Regions from separate parts of the Homo sapiens genome. Here all the other regions are linked to region 2. Evidence: read pairs that join two places in POLR2A ChIA-PET (ENCODE). Cell type or tissue: MCF 10A. All regions are shown on one strand. Each heading gives the region's core, and the rest is flanking DNA. Links, peaks and the distances in the headings are about the cores only. Region 1 overlaps SCNN1B (sodium channel epithelial 1 subunit beta). Region 2 has its middle 44 kb from the start of SCNN1B. Region 3 overlaps SCNN1B (sodium channel epithelial 1 subunit beta).

What was found. ChIA-PET counts read pairs that join two places held together with the same protein. Peaks named below come from ENCODE experiments on the same cell type or tissue, not always from the same donor. Only the 100,000 strongest peaks of a DNase experiment are listed, where the experiment ranks them.
Region 1: POLR2A ChIA-PET joins it to region 2 with 26 read pairs; 2 of 35 experiments call an interaction of 5 or more read pairs at or near these places.
Region 3: POLR2A ChIA-PET joins it to region 2 with 12 read pairs; 3 of 35 experiments call an interaction of 5 or more read pairs at or near these places.

Annotation. Positions count from the first base shown.
Region 1 is chr16:23,360,247-23,365,246 of GRCh38, reverse strand. The region is part of intron 4 of SCNN1B (sodium channel epithelial 1 subunit beta); the gene reads right to left. Among named protein-coding and RNA genes, the nearest start is that of SCNN1B, 60 kb to the right of the region's middle. In MCF 10A, for the core only: no CTCF peak of the experiment used is centred there; a DNase peak (open chromatin) is centred at 2,606.
Region 2 is chr16:23,255,215-23,261,754 of GRCh38, reverse strand. No RefSeq gene overlaps it. Among named protein-coding and RNA genes, the nearest start is that of SCNN1B, 44 kb to the left of the region's middle. In MCF 10A, for the core only: no CTCF peak of the experiment used is centred there; DNase peaks (open chromatin) are centred at 2,724 and 3,274.
Region 3 is chr16:23,321,775-23,326,774 of GRCh38, reverse strand. All of the region lies in intron 1 of SCNN1B (sodium channel epithelial 1 subunit beta), which reads right to left. Among named protein-coding and RNA genes, the nearest start is that of SCNN1B, 22 kb to the right of the region's middle. In MCF 10A, for the core only: no CTCF peak of the experiment used is centred there; a DNase peak (open chromatin) is centred at 1,914.

The DNA of each region.
Region 1 (5,000 bases), core at 1-5,000, 100 kb before region 2:
GATATTGGTTCACTGTAACCTCTGCCTCCTGGATTCAAGCAATTCTCCTGCCTCAGCCTCCTGAGTAGCTGGGATTACAGGCAGGCACCATCACGCCCAACTATTTTTTTTTTTGTTTTTGAGATGGAGTTTTGCTCTTTCACCCCAGGCTGGAGTGAAGTGGTGCCATCTCAGCTCACTGCAACCTCTGCCCTCTGTGTTCAAGCGATTCTCCTGCCTCAGCCTCCCGAGTAGCTGGGATTATAGGTGCCTGCCACCACAACCAGCTAATTTTTGTATTTTCAGTAGATATGGGGTTTCACCATGTTGGCCAGGCTGGTCTCGAACTCCTGACCTCAGGCAATCCACCCACCTCAGCCTCCCAAAGTGCTAGGATTACAGGCGTGAGCCACCATGCCTGGCCTAATTTTTGTATTTTTAGTAGAGATGGTGTTTCACTATGTTGGCCAGGCTGGTCTTGAACTCCTGACCTCAGGTGATCTCCCACCTCAGCCTCCCAAAGTGCTGAGATTACATGTGTGAGCCACCACGCCAGGCTCCAAGATGTGACTTTAGTCTGTCCACCTGTCTCCACCTCAGACGCTCCCACCCTGGCCCAAGTCACCAGCATCTCATGTCTGGATTCTTGCTGGAGCCTCTGCCTCTGTTCATCCTTAAAGTCTTCCTTCTGCACAGCAGTCAGGGTGATTGTTTAAATTTGTGAGTCAGAGCACGGTACTCCCTTTCTGAGAACCCTCCAAAGGCTTCTTGTCACTCACAGAATAAAGTGCAAAGTCCCTATGCTGGCCTTCTATGTCTCATTCCCTACACTCCAGCGACACTCTAGATGTTTCCAAGCTCAAGGCTTTTGCCTCTGTTGTCCTTTGTGCCTGGAATATTCTCTAACCAGCTCTTCAGATACTGGCTTCTCCCCATCCTTCAGCTTTTATCTGCTCTGAGGCCTCCCTGAACCCCTATGCAAAGTGATGGACTAGAACTATTAGTTAATAGTACTTTATTACTAATAGTAATAGAATTTTCTACCTAGTTACTCTAGATCTTTTCCACCAGTTTATTTATATTTATTTATTTATTTATTTTGAGATGGAGTTTCACTCTTGTTGCCCAGGCTGGAGTGTAGTGGCATGATCTCAGCTCACTACAGCCTCTGCCTCCCCGTTCAAGTGATTCTCCTGCCTCAGCCTCCTGAGTAGCTGGGATTACAGGTATGCGCCACCACGCCTGGCTAATTTTTGTATTATTAGTAGAGACAGGGTTTCACCATGTTAGTCAGGCTGGTCTTGAACTCCTGACCTCAGGTGATCCACCTGCCTTGGCCTCCCAAAGTGCTAGGATTACAGGGTGAGTCACTGCACCTGGCCCTTCAACCAGTTGATTATCTTCTTTATCAGATACATCAGAATCTGAAATCAGCTTCCTTTTTTTTTTTGGTAGAGACAGGGTGTCACTCTGTTGCCCAGGCTGGAGTGCAATGGCGTGATCATAGCTTACTGCAGCCTCAAACTCCTGGCCTTAAGATATTCTCCTGCCTCAGCCTCCTGAGTAGCTGGGACTACAGGCATGTGCCACCACACCCAGCTAATTTGTAAAATTTTTTGTGGAGATGGGGTCTTGCTATGTTGCCCAGGCTGGTCTTGAACTCCTGGCCTCAAGTGATCTTCTGGCCTCAGCCTCCCTAAATGCTGGGATTATAGGCATCCACCACTGTGCCTGGCCTGAAATTATCTTCTTGATTTAATTGCTCACTTAGCTGTCTCCTGCTTAGAACATAAGCCCGGGGAGGGAGCATGACCTTGTCTGTCTGGAAGGAGAAGAGCTCAGAGGTCAAGAGCACAGGCCACAGAGCCAGCCTGCTTGATTTCAATTCTGGCTGTGTCCCTTAGCAGCTGGTGAGCTTTGGGATGGTTACATCACGTCTTCGTGCCTCACTTTCCCCATTTGTAACACCAGATAATACTACCTACATGACTGCGGCAAGGGGTGGATGCCTAGCATACTGTAATACTCAAAAAATCTTGGCTGCTACTGTTCACAGCTCCATGCCCAGGGTCTGGTACAGAGCACACAGACACTCAGTAAATATTTGATGAATAAATTACAATAGGCGATAAGAGCATCGACAGAGATAAGTATGGAGAAGTGACACCCAAGTCCCAGTGGAGAGTGGGGAGCGAGTCAGGGAAGGTTTCCTGGAGGAGGGGAGGCCTGAGCTGAGACTTTATGAACAAGTAAGCGATGGCTAAGTCTACAGGGTAGGGAGGAGAAAGGGCTCACCAGGCAGGGACACAACACAGGCAAAGCCCCAGAGGGAAGAAATAGCTCTGGGCGGGCACCATGGAGTCTATAAACTGTGGGATCAGGGCTGTGGCCACAGGAAAAGAACAGAGCAGAGCAAACCAGCTCAATCCAGGCCCTGCTCTTGAAGGAGAGACCTCGCCCCAGGGCATGGGGACACAGTGTTCCCAAGGAACTGTCTTGGTCAGATGCAGCCCAGGAGCAGGAGGCTGCATGGGGTGTGGCCAGGTCCCCTCCTGCCCGCGCCATGCTCTTGGTCTCCACGTGCGTGCCAACTATTTGCTTGTTGATAATACTCTTCACCCAGAGAGGCTGCTCCCAGGACTGGCTGCCTCTGATTCCAGAGCCAGGTGTTTCCCTACAGAAATCTCTGCTGGGCTGGGAGCCAGGCATGCAGACAGAGACCAGTGAGCCTCCAGAAAAGACTGGGAAATAGAGCATCCTAGCAGGAAGCAGTATAACCACTGTTGTGTGGTCAGAGGTCAGGAAAGACTTTCCAGGGCAGAAACTAGTTGGATAATCCCTGAAACAACAACAACCATAGTAATAATAATGCTTATATATGCCCAGATCTTGGTTTCTTTATTTTTAAATTTTATTTAACTTTATTTTTTTTTTTTTTGAGATTGCTCAGGCTGGAGTGCAGTGGCATGATCTTGGCTCTATACAACCTCTGCCTCCCAGGTTCAAGTGACTCTCCTGCCTCAGCCTCCCTAGTAGCTGGGATTACAGGTGCATGCCAACACACCCGGCTAATTTTTGTATTTTTAGTAGAGATGGGGTTTTGCCATGTTGGCCAGACCGGTGTCAAACTCCTGGGCTTAGGCAATCCTTCCACCTCGGCCTCCCAAAGTGCTGGGATTACATACATAAGCCACCATGCTTGGCCCAGATCTTGGTTTCTAAATACCATTCTTCAATTTAAAAAACCAGAGCTTGGGCAAGTCTTGTTGGCTCTCTCCTGTAATCCCAGCACTTTAGGGGGCTGAAGTGGGAAGATTGCTTGAGCCAGGAGTTTGAGACCAGCTTGGGCAACATAGGGAGACCCCATCTCTACAAAATAAAAAAATTAATCGGGCACGCGATTGTGTCACTGCACTCCAGTATGGACAACAGAGTGAGATCCCATCTCAAAAAAAACAAAAACAAAAACAAACAAACAAACAAAACAACCAAAAAACCAAACAGAGCTCTTTAGAGAAATGGCTGATTCTAGGGCGGGGGCATCCTGTAGTGCCAGAAAGTAGGCAAAAGTTAAAAAACCCACCCAGGTGAGGACATATCAAAGGCACACAGGTGCTAACTGACAGAGTGGCCAAAGCTAGAAGAATTTAAGCAAGAGAATAGATAACAAGGAATTGGATTACAACCTAAATCTACAGGAGTCCATACTGTGTCAATAAATGATGGAATAAATAAATAAATGGAGGAGATGAGACAAATCTTCCTTTACAGAAGAATTCCAAATAATATATATTCTTCTCTCTAGGAGGGGTGGAGCTCAATGCTCCTTTCCCACTGGCCACTCCCTTCCCCTTCCCCTGAGCGTAGTCTGAATTTAGTGACTCCTTTCCAAAGTACAGAGCAAAGGCCAGCACAGTGGCTCACATCTGTAATCCTAGTACTTTTGGAGGCTGAGGAGGGAGGATCACTTGAGTCCAGGAGTTGGAGGCTGTGGTTTTTCTGTAAATCTAAAACTATTCCTCGATAAAAAGTCTCTCTAGGCCAGGCGCAGTGGCTCATGCCTGTAATCCCAGCACTTTGGGAGGCTATGGCAGCAGATAACCTGAGGTCAGAAGTTTGAGACCAGCCTGGCAAACATGGTGAAACCCTGTCTCTACTAAAAATACAAAATTTACGCTGGGCACAGTGGCTCATGCCTGTAATCCCAGCACTTTGGAAGGCTGAGGCGGGTGGATCATGAGGTCAGGAGATCAAGACCATCCTGGCTAACACAGTGAAACCCTGTCTCTACTAAAAATACAAAAAATTAGCCGGTTGTGGTGGCGGCTGCCTGTAGTCCCAGCTACTCGGGAGGCTGAGGCAGGAGAATGGTATGAACCCGGGAGGCGGAGCTTGTGGTGAGCCGAGATAGTGCCACTGTACTCCAGCCTGGGCGACAGAGTGAGACTCTGTCTCAAAAAAACAAAACAAAACAAAACCAAAAACCAAAAACCAAAAACCAAAAATTAGCCAGGTGTGGTGGTGCATGCCTGTCATCCCAGCTACTCGGGGGGCTGAGACACGATAATCACTTGAACCCGGGAGGCAGAGGTTGCAGTGAGTGGAGATTATGCCATTGTATTCCAGCCTGGGGGCAAGAACAAAACTCCGTCTCAAAAAAAAAAAAAAAAAAAAAACCACCACCACCACCAACAACAAAGTCTCTCTCTCTATATTTTACTCTCACTCTGTCACCCAGGCTGGAATGCTGGAATGCAGTGGTGTGATCTTGGTTCACTGCAGCCTCAAACTCCGAGGCTCAAGTGATCCTTCCCCCTCAGCCTCCAGAGTAGCTGAGTCTACAGGTGTGTACCACCACGCCGGGCTAATTTTGTTATTTTAAAATTGTTTTTTGTAGAGATGGGGGGTCTCACTATGTTGCTCAGGTTGGTCTTAAACTCCTGGCCTCAAGCGATTCTCCCTCCTTGGCCTCCCAAAGTGCTGGGATTAAGTGAGCCACTGCACCTGGCCAAAAGCCTTTT
Region 2 (6,540 bases), core at 793-5,792:
ATCATACAACCAATCTCCAGAAAAACCATTTTTATTTCCTTTGTTTTTTGAGATGGAGTGTCGCTCTGTTGCCCAGGTTGGAGTGCAGTGGCATGATCTGGGCTCATTGCAACCTCTGCTTCCAGAGTTCAAGCAATTTCCAGCCAATTTTTGTATTTTTAGTAGAGATGGATTTTCACCATGTTGGCCAGGCTGGTCTTGAACTCCTGACCTCAAGTGATCTGCCCACCTTGGCCTTCTAAAGTGCTAGGATTACAGGCATGAGCCACCACTCCTGGCCTCATATTTACTTCCTAATAGCCTTATGCATATAGACTAGCTCTGATTTCAAAGATTCTATTTGTTTACTATTATATTACCACTAAACTGCTTTGTGTATTTTATTTTTAAGATTATCATGTAATAAAATTAACTGCGTACAGTTTCATGAATTTTAACACATGTATGTATTTGTGTAACTACCACCACAACTATCACCCCAGAAATCTCCCTCAGGCCACCCCTACATAGCCACATCCTCCCTCTGTAACCCTGGTAACTAATCTGTTGTCTATTAATATAGTTTTTTTCCAGAATGTCACATAAATGGAATAATATAATTGGTAACCTTTCCAGATTGGCTTCAATTACTCAGTGTAATGTCTTTGAGATTCCTCTAAGTTGTTGGGTGTATCAATAATTTGCTACCTTGCCAGGGCGTGGTGGCTCAAAGCTGTAATTCCAGCACTTTGGGAGGCTGAGGCAGGAGGATCGCTTGAGCCCAGGAGTTTGAAACCAGCCTGGGCAGCATAGTCAGACCCTGTCTCTACAAAAAATACAAAATTAGTTGGGCATGGTGGGGTGCATCTGTAGCCTCAGCTACTCATGAGGCTGAGATGGGAGGATCACTTGAGCCTGGTAAGTCGAGGCTGCAGTGAGCCGTGATCATGCTGCTATACTCCAGCCTGGGCAACAGAGTGAGACCCTGTCTCAAAAAAAAATAGTTTGCTTCCTTTTATTGCTAAGTGGCATCTCACTGAATAACTGTACCACATACAGCTGCTATATGACACTGTTTTAGCGACTGTGACTTTATAGTGGATTTCTCTATTGGGTATGGTAAGTTTCCTGCCCACCAACATTGCTCCTGTTAGTTTCCCAAAAGTGTCTTGGCCACCCCAGTGTACTGATTCCTGGGTATTTTGTGGACTTGGTTGCTATTGTGAGTGATTCCTTTATCCACCCAGTTTTCCAAGCTAGAAAACTCAAAGATATCTCAGGAACAATAGTAACAAAAAACTGTGCAAGACCCTTCTGAAGAAAACTATAAACCTATACAGAAAGGCCTGAATAAAGACTTCAATGCTTAGGACATGTTCCTGAATGTGGCAATTCAGTATTGGAAAGATGTTTATTCTCTCCAAATTAATTGAGATGCTTTGTAAGTTTGATTGATTTTAATCTCTCTCTTTCCCCTTCCTTCTCTCCATTCCTTCCTCCCTTCCTTCCTTCCTTCCTTCGTTCTCTCCCTCCCTCCCTTGCTGCCTCCCTCTCTCTCTCTCTTTCATTTCCTTTCTTTCTTTTCCTTCCTTCCTTCCTTCCTTCCTTCCTTCCTTCCTTCCTTCCTTCCTTCCTTCCTTCCTTCCTTCCTTCCCTCCCTCCCTCCCTCCCTCCCTCCCTCTCTCTCTCTCTGTCTGTCTCTCTTTCTTTCTTTCTCTTTCTTTCTTGACAGAGTCTTGCTCTGTCACCCAGGGTGGAGTGCAGTGGTGCTATCACGGCTCACTGCAGCCTCCACCTCCTGGGCTCAAGCAATCCTCCAGCCTCAGCCTTTCGAGAAGCTGGGACCACAGGTGCAAGCCACCACACCCAGCTACTTTTTGTATTTTTTGTAGATATGGAGTTTCACCATGTTGCCCAGGCTGGTCTCGAACTCCTGGGCTCAAGCAATTCTCCCACTTCAGCCTCTCAAAGTGCTGGGATTACAGGCATAAGTCACTGCGCCTGGCAGGTCTTTCCTCTATCAAGTCTGCCCTTTTCCCTCTTTCCCTTCTCCAACTTCTGTTTCTAATTTTACATATTTTCCCCTTCTACTTTCTTTTGATTTCTTTTGTTTTACTTTTCCTAATTTCTTGAGTTGAATGCATAGTCCACTTACTTTAGAATTTTTTTTTTATTAACAAAAGTATTTAAGGCTAGGCATTTTCCTCTGAATACCACCTTGGCAGCATTCTCCAAAACAGTTGATGTGCACTTGAATGGCATTACTTGAGGTCAGGAGTTCGAGAACAGCCTGGCCAACATTATGAAGCCCTGTCTCTACCAAAAACATACAAAAAAGTGGGCGCCTGTAATCCTAGATACTCTGGAGGCTGAGGCAGGAGAATTGCTTGAGCCCAGGAGGCAGAGGTTGCAATGAATTGAGATCCCGCCACTGAACTACAGCATGGGCGACAGAACAAGACTCCGTCTCAAACAACACAGAACAAAAATCCCCATATATTCTGTATGAATGGGGACTCATTCATTTAATGTGACAAAAACCTGACTCAATCCAGCTTAAGCCAGAAAAAGGAAACTTATTGGAATTAATTGATATTTATCATCATAGGGAATATTGGTATCCCTGTGTCCACTGGATCCGGCACTATGCTGACGTCCACAGAAGCTGTTCCTCATGTCTCCACCTGCTGGCTCTGTTCTCTGAGCTGCCCTTCCCTCCAGCCAGTGTGCAGTTCTGCAAACCTCTTTCCCAACCTCTCCAAGGAAAGCCCCAGCCCTGACTCTCCTTTGTCTGGCAATCATCAGGCCTAGAGAAACAGGGCTGGGTATAGTGGCTCACCCATGTAATCCCAGCACTTTGGGAAGCTGAGGTGGGGGGATGGCTTGAGGCCAGGAGTTTGAGACCAGCCTGGGCAACATAGTGAGACCCCATCTCTATAATGAGAGAGAGAGAGAGAGAGAGAGAGAGAGAGAGAAACAGGATGATCTGGTTAGGGTTGTGGATGCTGGGCTGACAGAACACCTGGTGTCCAGTACCTGGTTTATGTGGCCACCCTCTCTTCCTAAATACCTCTATAATCATGGCCAGGTAGGCCCATCTCAAAATTTTACTGTCTCCTTAACGGGGTATAAAATGTTTCGTCACTTCTTCCCAGCCTCTCTTTACAGCCTTGGCTTCCCGTTGTCTTCCTTTCTCCCACACCCTGTGTTCTAGCTACAGCAAACTACTCCTTATTTCCAAACAAATGTGTACTTTCTTTCTCTGCCTTCGTACATGCTGTTCCTTTGGCTAGGAATACCTTTTTCCCCCTTAGTCATCCTTTAAGATCCTAAGTCACGCCCGAGAATCACTTGGGCACAGTTGGGGCACTTCCTCTCTGAGTTCCTACCTGCTGCTGCTATTGCACCTTGCGTCCTGAACAAGACTAACTCATGTGCAATTGTCTCCCCTTCAAGACATCAGGACCGGGCCAGGCGTGGTGGCTCTTGCCTGTGATCCCAACACTTTGGGAGGCCAAGGCAGGAGGATTGCTTGAGCCCAGGAGTTCAAGGCTGAAGTGAGCTGTGATCACACCACTGCACTCCAGCCTGGGCGACAGAGTGAGATCCCGGCTGTGGGGGAAAAAAAAAAAAAAAAAAAAAGACATCAGGACTGGATCGCTGAAGGCAAAGACTGTGCCTGGACAATTTCCATGCAGCATCTATAATGTAATAGATATTCAGTAAAAGTCTGTTGAAAGAATGTGCAGATGCTCTCAGCTCTCCTGTACTCTGTATTATTTTACCATTTTTGTGCACTGTAGGTTTCTGTGTACTTTTCCTCCCAATGGCCAGTACCTTTGGCCTTCACTGGAGGGCTGCACATAGGCTGCTAGGACCTGCTTTTCCTGCATGTTCAAGAAAACCAGAAATACCTGAAAGTTTTCATGCCCCGGGGACAGCCCTTAACTCATGACTGACAGTGTGGGGATAGAAATCCTCCAGTTCCTTTGCCCTAATGACCCACAGTGTCCCAAAGCTCCCCTGGAGGGTCAAGCCTCAATTACCCTCTGTGTGACTTTACTTGATAACACACCTTTGTCTAACCTTCTTTCTCGCCCCATTCCCCTTCTCCACTTCTCTACCAATTTTCTCTGGGAACACTTATGAATCACTTTCACACAGCCTGGCTTTGTGGTGTCCACCTGCTGCCCGAGCTACTCAGGCTGAAGTGGGAAGATCTCTTGAGCCCAGGAGTTTGAGGCCAGCATGGACAACATAGCAAGACCCCATCTCTGAAAAAAAAAAAAAAAAACCACAAAACCAAAAACCAAACAACAACAACAACAACAAAATCACTTTCATATAAATTCTCTGTCTCAGATCCCCAGATCTGCTTTTGGGGAAACAAATCTAAAACAGAGTTAATGATTCAATGAACAGAAAGAAAAGAATAATAGCTGAGTGCGGCAGCTCACATCTGTAATCTCAGCACTTTGGGAGGCTGAGGCAGGAGGATGGCTTGAGCCCAGGAGTTGGAGGCTGCAGTGAGCTGTGATTGTGCCACTGCACTCCAACCTGGTTGACAGAACAAGACCCTATCTTAAAAAAAAAAAAAAAAGAAAGAAAAAGAAAAGAAAGAAAGAAAGGAGAGAAAATAATAATGAATCCAGAAACCAATAAATATTTATTGATCACCAACTGCATTGGAAGAAACAGGAGCAGGAGGAGGTTCTTTGCCAGGATTTATCTTCTTAAAGAGACAAGATTTGCACATTTAGAAAATGAACTAGTCTATAAATATATATTTAGTACATGAAATGAAATGTGAAGAGGACGCAGGGACATGACTTGAGAAGAGGGGACTGAATGTGAACATGGGGATGTCAGAGACTAATGAGACTTCAGAGGTGGAAGTGGGACTTGATTTGGGGTTTGAAGGGAGGATGAGATGGAGCAGGCAAAGACCCAGTGAATACAGTGGTGGGACCAGAGTAAAATGATGAGAGTTTAAGGCCGGGTAATGCAGACTTGGAATCCATTCAAATAAGTCTGGACTTTATCTCATAAGGTGATGGTGGAAGGTGGTCAACATTTATTTCTTCACTCAACAAACATTTATTGAGAGTCTATAACTTGCGGCACACCCAGACAGGAACAAGGTGTACTCTTAGAAGGGTGTTCCTTAAGTGAACTGCCTGTTCTGGCCACAAGAATCTTGACTGTATTTGTTTGTAGGATCCACCTATAATTTCTGGAGAGATTTTTTTTCTTACACACGCAGTTTTATCAGTTGTATATCTAATCTTCTGATTATAGGGGAAAGATCATCATTATCACTACAAAAATTCAAATATTTGGAGAGCTCTGCACCATGGAAAAGGAACGTCTTCTATCCAGAGAGAGGACTAGAAATCTTTTTCCTGTGTTTCAAATAACTTTTATTTTCTCAAATAGAACCTTACTTGATAGTATAATTTGATTCCATGCTTATATAATATAATATAATATTTAATTTTATTTTTATTATATATTTTTAAGACAGGGTCTGATTCTGTCACCCAGACTGGAGTGCAGTGGCATGATCTTGGCTCTGCAAGATCATGCCTCCCACTATCCTCCCACCTCAGCCTTCCAAGTAGCTGCGACTACAGGCGTGAGCCACAACACCCAGCCAATTTTTGTATTTTTTTTAGAGATGGGGTTTCACCATGTTGCCCAGGTTGGTCTCGAACTCCTGGGCTCAGCTTCCCAAAGTGCTGGGATTACAGGTGTGAGCCATCATGCCTTGCCAGGCTTATATAGTATTTTTATTTATTTCTTTATTATTATTATTACTTTGAGAGGGAGTCTCACTCTGTTGCCTAGGCTGGAGTGCAGTGGTACGATCTTGGCTCACTGCAACCTTCGCCTCCTGGGTTCAAGCAGTTCTCCTGCCTCAGCCTCCCGAATAGCTGGGATTATAGGCACGCACCACCATGCCCAACTAATTTTTGTATTTTTACTAGAGATGGGGTTTCACCATGTTGGCCAGGCTAGTCTTGAACCCCTGACCTCAGGTGATCCGCCCACCTTGGCATCCCAAAGTGCTGGGATTACAGGTATGAACCACCACACCCGGCCTTATATAGTATTTTAAAAGTAATTGTTATATGTTTTTGTTTTATTCTTTTTTTTTTTTTTTAATTTGGCCAGGCATGGTGGCTCACGCTTGTAATCCCAGCACTTTGGGAAGCTGAGGCAGGTGGATCACTTGAGGTCAAAAGCTCAAGACCAGCCTGGCCAACATGGTGAAACCCAGTCTCTACTAAAAACAAAAACACAAAAATTAGCCAGGTGTGGTGGCATGCGCCTGTAATCCCAGTTACTCAGGAGGCTGAGGCAGGAGAATTGCTTGAACTAGGGAGGTGGAGGTTGCAGTTGCGCCACTGCACTCCAGCCTGGGGGACAGAGTGAGATTCAGTCTCAAAAAAAACACAAAAAACGTTTATTTTAGATTTAGGGGATACACGTGCAAGTTTGTTACATGGGTATGTGGCTTGATGCTGAGTTTTGGGTATGACTGAACCCATTGCCCACGTA
Region 3 (5,000 bases), core at 1-5,000, 66 kb before region 2:
AAATAATGACTGAGTGTGGTGGCTCACACCTGTAATCCTAGCACTTTGGGAGGCTGAGGCAGGTGGATCACTTGAGGCCAGGAGTTTGAAACCAGGCTGGCCAACATGATGAAACCCTGTCTCTACTAAAAATACAAAAAAAATTAGCTGGGCATGGTGGCGCACACCTATAATCCCAGCTACTCGGGAGGCTAAGGCAGGAGAATTGCTTGACCCTGGGAGGCAGAGTTTGCAGTGAGCCGAAATCACACCACAGCACTCCAGCCTGGGTGACAGAGTGAGACTCTGTCTCAAAACAAACAAAGAAACAAAACAAAAAACAAAAAAACCATGTGGGTTTATATGCATCTATGTGCATAGGAAAAATAACACAGATGGCATTAACCAGAACGTTTATAATGATTATCTCTGGGTAGCAGGATCTTGAGTTATTTTTAAGAAATTGTTTTAGTTTATCTGTGCTTTGTAACTTTCCTACAATGAACATATATTGCTTGCATCATAAAAGTAATAAATGAGAAGATAATTTTTAATAGCAAAATGGAAAAAAGCTTATAATAGAATGCTGCTTGAAAAAAACCAGGATTCTAAGTATATGAAAAAATCTATTGTTAGGCAAAGATAGTTGTAGGGAAGCAGGAAATACAGACTTAAAAAAAAAAGTTAAGCTTCCAAGAATTTTTTTGTTTTGTTTATTTTAGAGACAAGGTCTTGCTCTGTTGCCCAGGCTGGAGTGCAGTGGTGCAATCATAGCTCACTGCAGCCTCAAACTCCCTGGCTCAAGAGATATTCCCACCTCAGTCTCCCGAGTAGCTAAGTAGCTGAGACTACAGCTGTGTGGCTTTTATTTATATTTATTTATTTATTTATTTATTTATTTATTTATTAGAGACAGGGTCTCACTATGTTGCCCAGGCTGGTCTCAAACTCATGGTCTAAAGAAATCCTTCCGCCTCGACCTCTCAAAGTGTTGAGATTACAGATGTGAGCCTCCATGTCCAGCCTCCTTCCTTGAATTTAGGTACAACCCTGGTGTAAGGATCTGGGGAGATGCTGGATGGGTTGGAATTAAGTTTCTACTATTTGGCAGAACAGGGGTTTGTATAAGAAGTTAAGATCGGATGCGCATTTCAACTTGCATTCTGATATTTGTACCTGTTTTCCAAAATTGTATTACTTTTATAGTTTAAAAAAAAATTCAAAAAAGAGGCTGGGCACGGTGGCTCATACCTGTAATCCCAGCACTTTGGGAGGCTGAAGTGAGCAGATCACTTGAGGTCAAAGGTTTGAGACCAGCCTGGCCAACATGGTGAAATCCCGTCTCTACTGAAAATGCAAAAATTAGCTGGGCATGGTGGTGCAGGAAGGTAATCCCAAAAACTCGGGAGGCTGAGGCAGGAGAGTCACTTGAACCTGGGAGGCGGAGGTTGCAATGAGCTGAGATCGCACCACCGTACTCCAGCCAGGGCGACAAAGTGAGACTCCAGACTCAAAAAAAAGAAAAAGAAAAAAGAAAAATACATAAAAGCAACCAAAAGGGAGAGCGTTCAATCAACTAGAAAAATCTGCCTTGGGTCTCTAGCAGCCTGACAACTCTTTTCATAATTTCTGGACCTGTCCTGCTGGGGATGGAGTGAACCAAAGAGGGATTTCAGAGGAGGTGGCTGCACCAGAGCTTGCATTTCCTGGATGGCTCCTTTCTCCCATACCCTTGTTGACAGAGTCTTATTGCTGTGTTTGCTTTCCTTATTGCCAGAGCACTCAGCTGCACCGGGCTTTACCCTGTATGAGTACAATTACACAGGAAAACACCCTGCCCACCAGGCCCCATGCCAGGAGCCATGTCATTGTGTCCCAATGGACAAAGAGGACTTGGGGGGGTGCCAATGGTGAGCACCTAAGCCCATCCCCAGAAATGGAAGTGGCCACTTGCCCAGGATGGGTGGTGTGTGTTGACAGCCAGCAGGGAAGAGTGTGGTCAGTTTCATCTGCTCCCTCCCTGCCAATGCTGGAGGCAACTTGGAGAGGGTAGTTTCTGCCAAGCCTTGAAAGATGCCAGGGGCGTGTGTGTGTGGGGTGGGGTAGGATGGGTAGAGGTGGAGAAGGGAGGTGGTTGTTCCATTGGGAATAAAATGCGGTATTCCAGAATAGAGTCAGAAAAATAAGGTCAACCTGATAATGTTTGGAGGCTTATGTAGGAGGACAAGCTATAGTTTCTTTTTCTCTGTTTCACTTTGAGAAACAGGAATGATCCTATTATTATTAAAAATGTGCCAGGGGCCAGTGGCTCAGGCCTGTAATTCCAGCACTTTGAGAGGCTGATGTGGGAGGATTGCTTGAAGCCAGGAGTTCCAGACCAGCCTGGGCAATATAGTGAGACCACCATCTCTAAAAGCAACAACAACAAAAAACAAAAGAAATTAGTTGGGTGAAGTGGTGCATGCCTGTGGTCCCAGCTACTTGGGAGGCTGAGGTGAGAGGTTCGCTGGATCCCAGGAGTTCCAGGCTGCAGTGATCTATGACTGTACCGCTGCACTCCACCCTGGACAACAGAGCAAGACCCTGTCTCAAAAAAAAAAAAAAAAAGTGAGCTTTTGAGTTAGACAGACTTGGGTGGCATCTTCATCCCATCTCTTACTGGCTGGGTGGCTGTGTGATCTTGGCAAAATCGCATCACCTCTCTGAGCCTCAGTTGTCTCATTTGCAAATGAGGCCAGCAATAGTACCTCCCTCCTTGCGTTTTTGTTTGGTTTTCAGTGAGGGTTAAAATGCATATAAAGCTCTCAGCATCCTGTTGAATGAAGGTTGGCTACTGTAATTCATTAGGGAGAAAGAAGGATGAAATGTGTAGGTGGTTGCTGAGTTTAGATACTTAATTGCCTTAGAAAGGACTGATGCTGGAAGGGGAATTTCCCAGCTTGGTAAATGAAAGATTCAGTCTTTGGCCTGCACTTCCCTGAGGCTTAGCTGTCTATGTCATGCTCCTGTCAGAAACTTTCAAGGGCTACTGGTGTCTATAGAATAAAGGCCCCTCAACCCTTAGCTGGCTTCTAAGACACCTTGCAACCTGGTCCCAGCCTAGATGTCTCCTTTAATTCCTTGCACTTTCCTTTACAATGGGGTAGTGGTTAAGAAGTTGGGTTCAAACCCCAGTTGGGTCACTTACTCACTGTGTGACCTTGTGGAATTTACTCACCCTCTCTGTGCCCTGGTTTCCCCATCTGTAAAATGAGGGGAAAATAGTACTGAGTTCATTGAGTTGATGTGAAGATTAAATTGTAAATATGAAGCACCTAGCACAGTGTCTGGCATGGAGAGAGATCAGTGCCTATGAGAGGCTTCTTATTTGCATATACCCATGCAACCACATGCTGGAGCCCTTGGGTACCCTGGGAATTCCCACCACCACACTTTCACTCATGCTGTTATTCAGTCCTGGAGTGCAAAACCTTTACCTCTACCCACAAATCCTCTACCTTTTTCTAGGTGCAGCTCCAGTGCCACCTCCTCCAAGAAGTCCTCTGTGAATGGAGGTCATCCTCCCTCCTCCGTAGCCCCAGTTTTTTTTTTTTTATTGAGATGGAGTTTCACTCCTGTCACCCAGGCTGGAGTGCAGTGCTGTGATCTCAGCTCACTGCAACCTCTGCCTCCCAGGTTCAAGTGGTTCTTCTGTCTCAGCCTCCCAAGTAGCTGGGATTACAGGCATGCGCCCATGGTGATGCCGAGCTAATTTTTTTTTTTTTTGTATTTTTAGTAGAGATGGGATTTCACCATGTTGGCCAGGCTGGTCTCGAAACCCTGACCTCAGGTGATCTGCCCACCTCGGCCTCCCAAAGTGCTGGGTTACAGATTACAGGCGTGAGCCACCGTGCCCAGCCCTCAGAATATTTTCTGAGGACCAATAATGTGGATGGAGTTAAGACCACTGAACTGCACACGTAAAAATGATCACAGTGTAAATTTTGCTATACACATGTATTTTCCACAATTAAGTATTTTAAAAGACATATTGAGCATTTAAAAACTCACAAATCATCTTTAATATTGATTATATGTTGAAGTAATATTTTGGATATATGGGTTCAATGAAATATATTAATAAAATTAGTTTGATCTGTTTATTTTTACTTTTTAAAATGTGGCTATGACAATTTTACATTGCTGGACTGGGCATAGTGGCTCACGCCTGTAATGCCAGCACTTTGGGAGGCCCAGGCAGGAGGATCACTTGAGGCCAGGAATTCAAGATTAGTCTGGGCAACATAGCAAGACCCTGTCCCTACAAAACATATAAATTAAAAAAAAAAATTAGCCAAGCATGGTGGTGTGCACCTATAGTCCCAGCTACTCGGGAGCTGAGGTGGAAGGATCGCTGGAACCCGGGAGGTCGAGGCTGCAGTGACCCGTGATCATGTCACTGCACTCTAGCCTAGGTGATAGAGTGAGACCTTGTCTCAAAAGAGAAAATGAAAAAAATTTTAAATTGCTTATGCCATTCCGATCTGTGGCTTGTGTTGTATGTATGTTGGATAGTGCTGACCTAGATCAATGGCTGGCACTGTAGGCACTTAAATGTGGGCTTAATACGGGAATGAATACAGTTGCAGCCAAATAGGTTCTTTTCAGGCATAAAACAAACAAACAAACAAAAACTGTTGTATCTGGAAGGCTCCAAGGGAATGGGAGAGAGTTTGTGTCGGGGCAGTTTACATAACTAAATCATCATAATTAATATCTATTATTATTATTTGAGACAGGGTCTCACTCTGTCACCCAGGCCAGAGTACAGTGGTGCTATCTTAGCTCACTGCAACGTTTGCCTCCCGGGCTCAAGCGATCCTTCCACCTTAGCTTCCTGAGTAGCTGGGACTATAGGTGCACACCACCATGCCCAGCTAATTATTGTATTTTTTCTGTAGAGGCAGGGTTTTGCCATGTTGTCTAGGGTGATCTCAAACTCCTGGACTCAAGCGATTCTCTTGCTTCGGACTCCCAAAGCG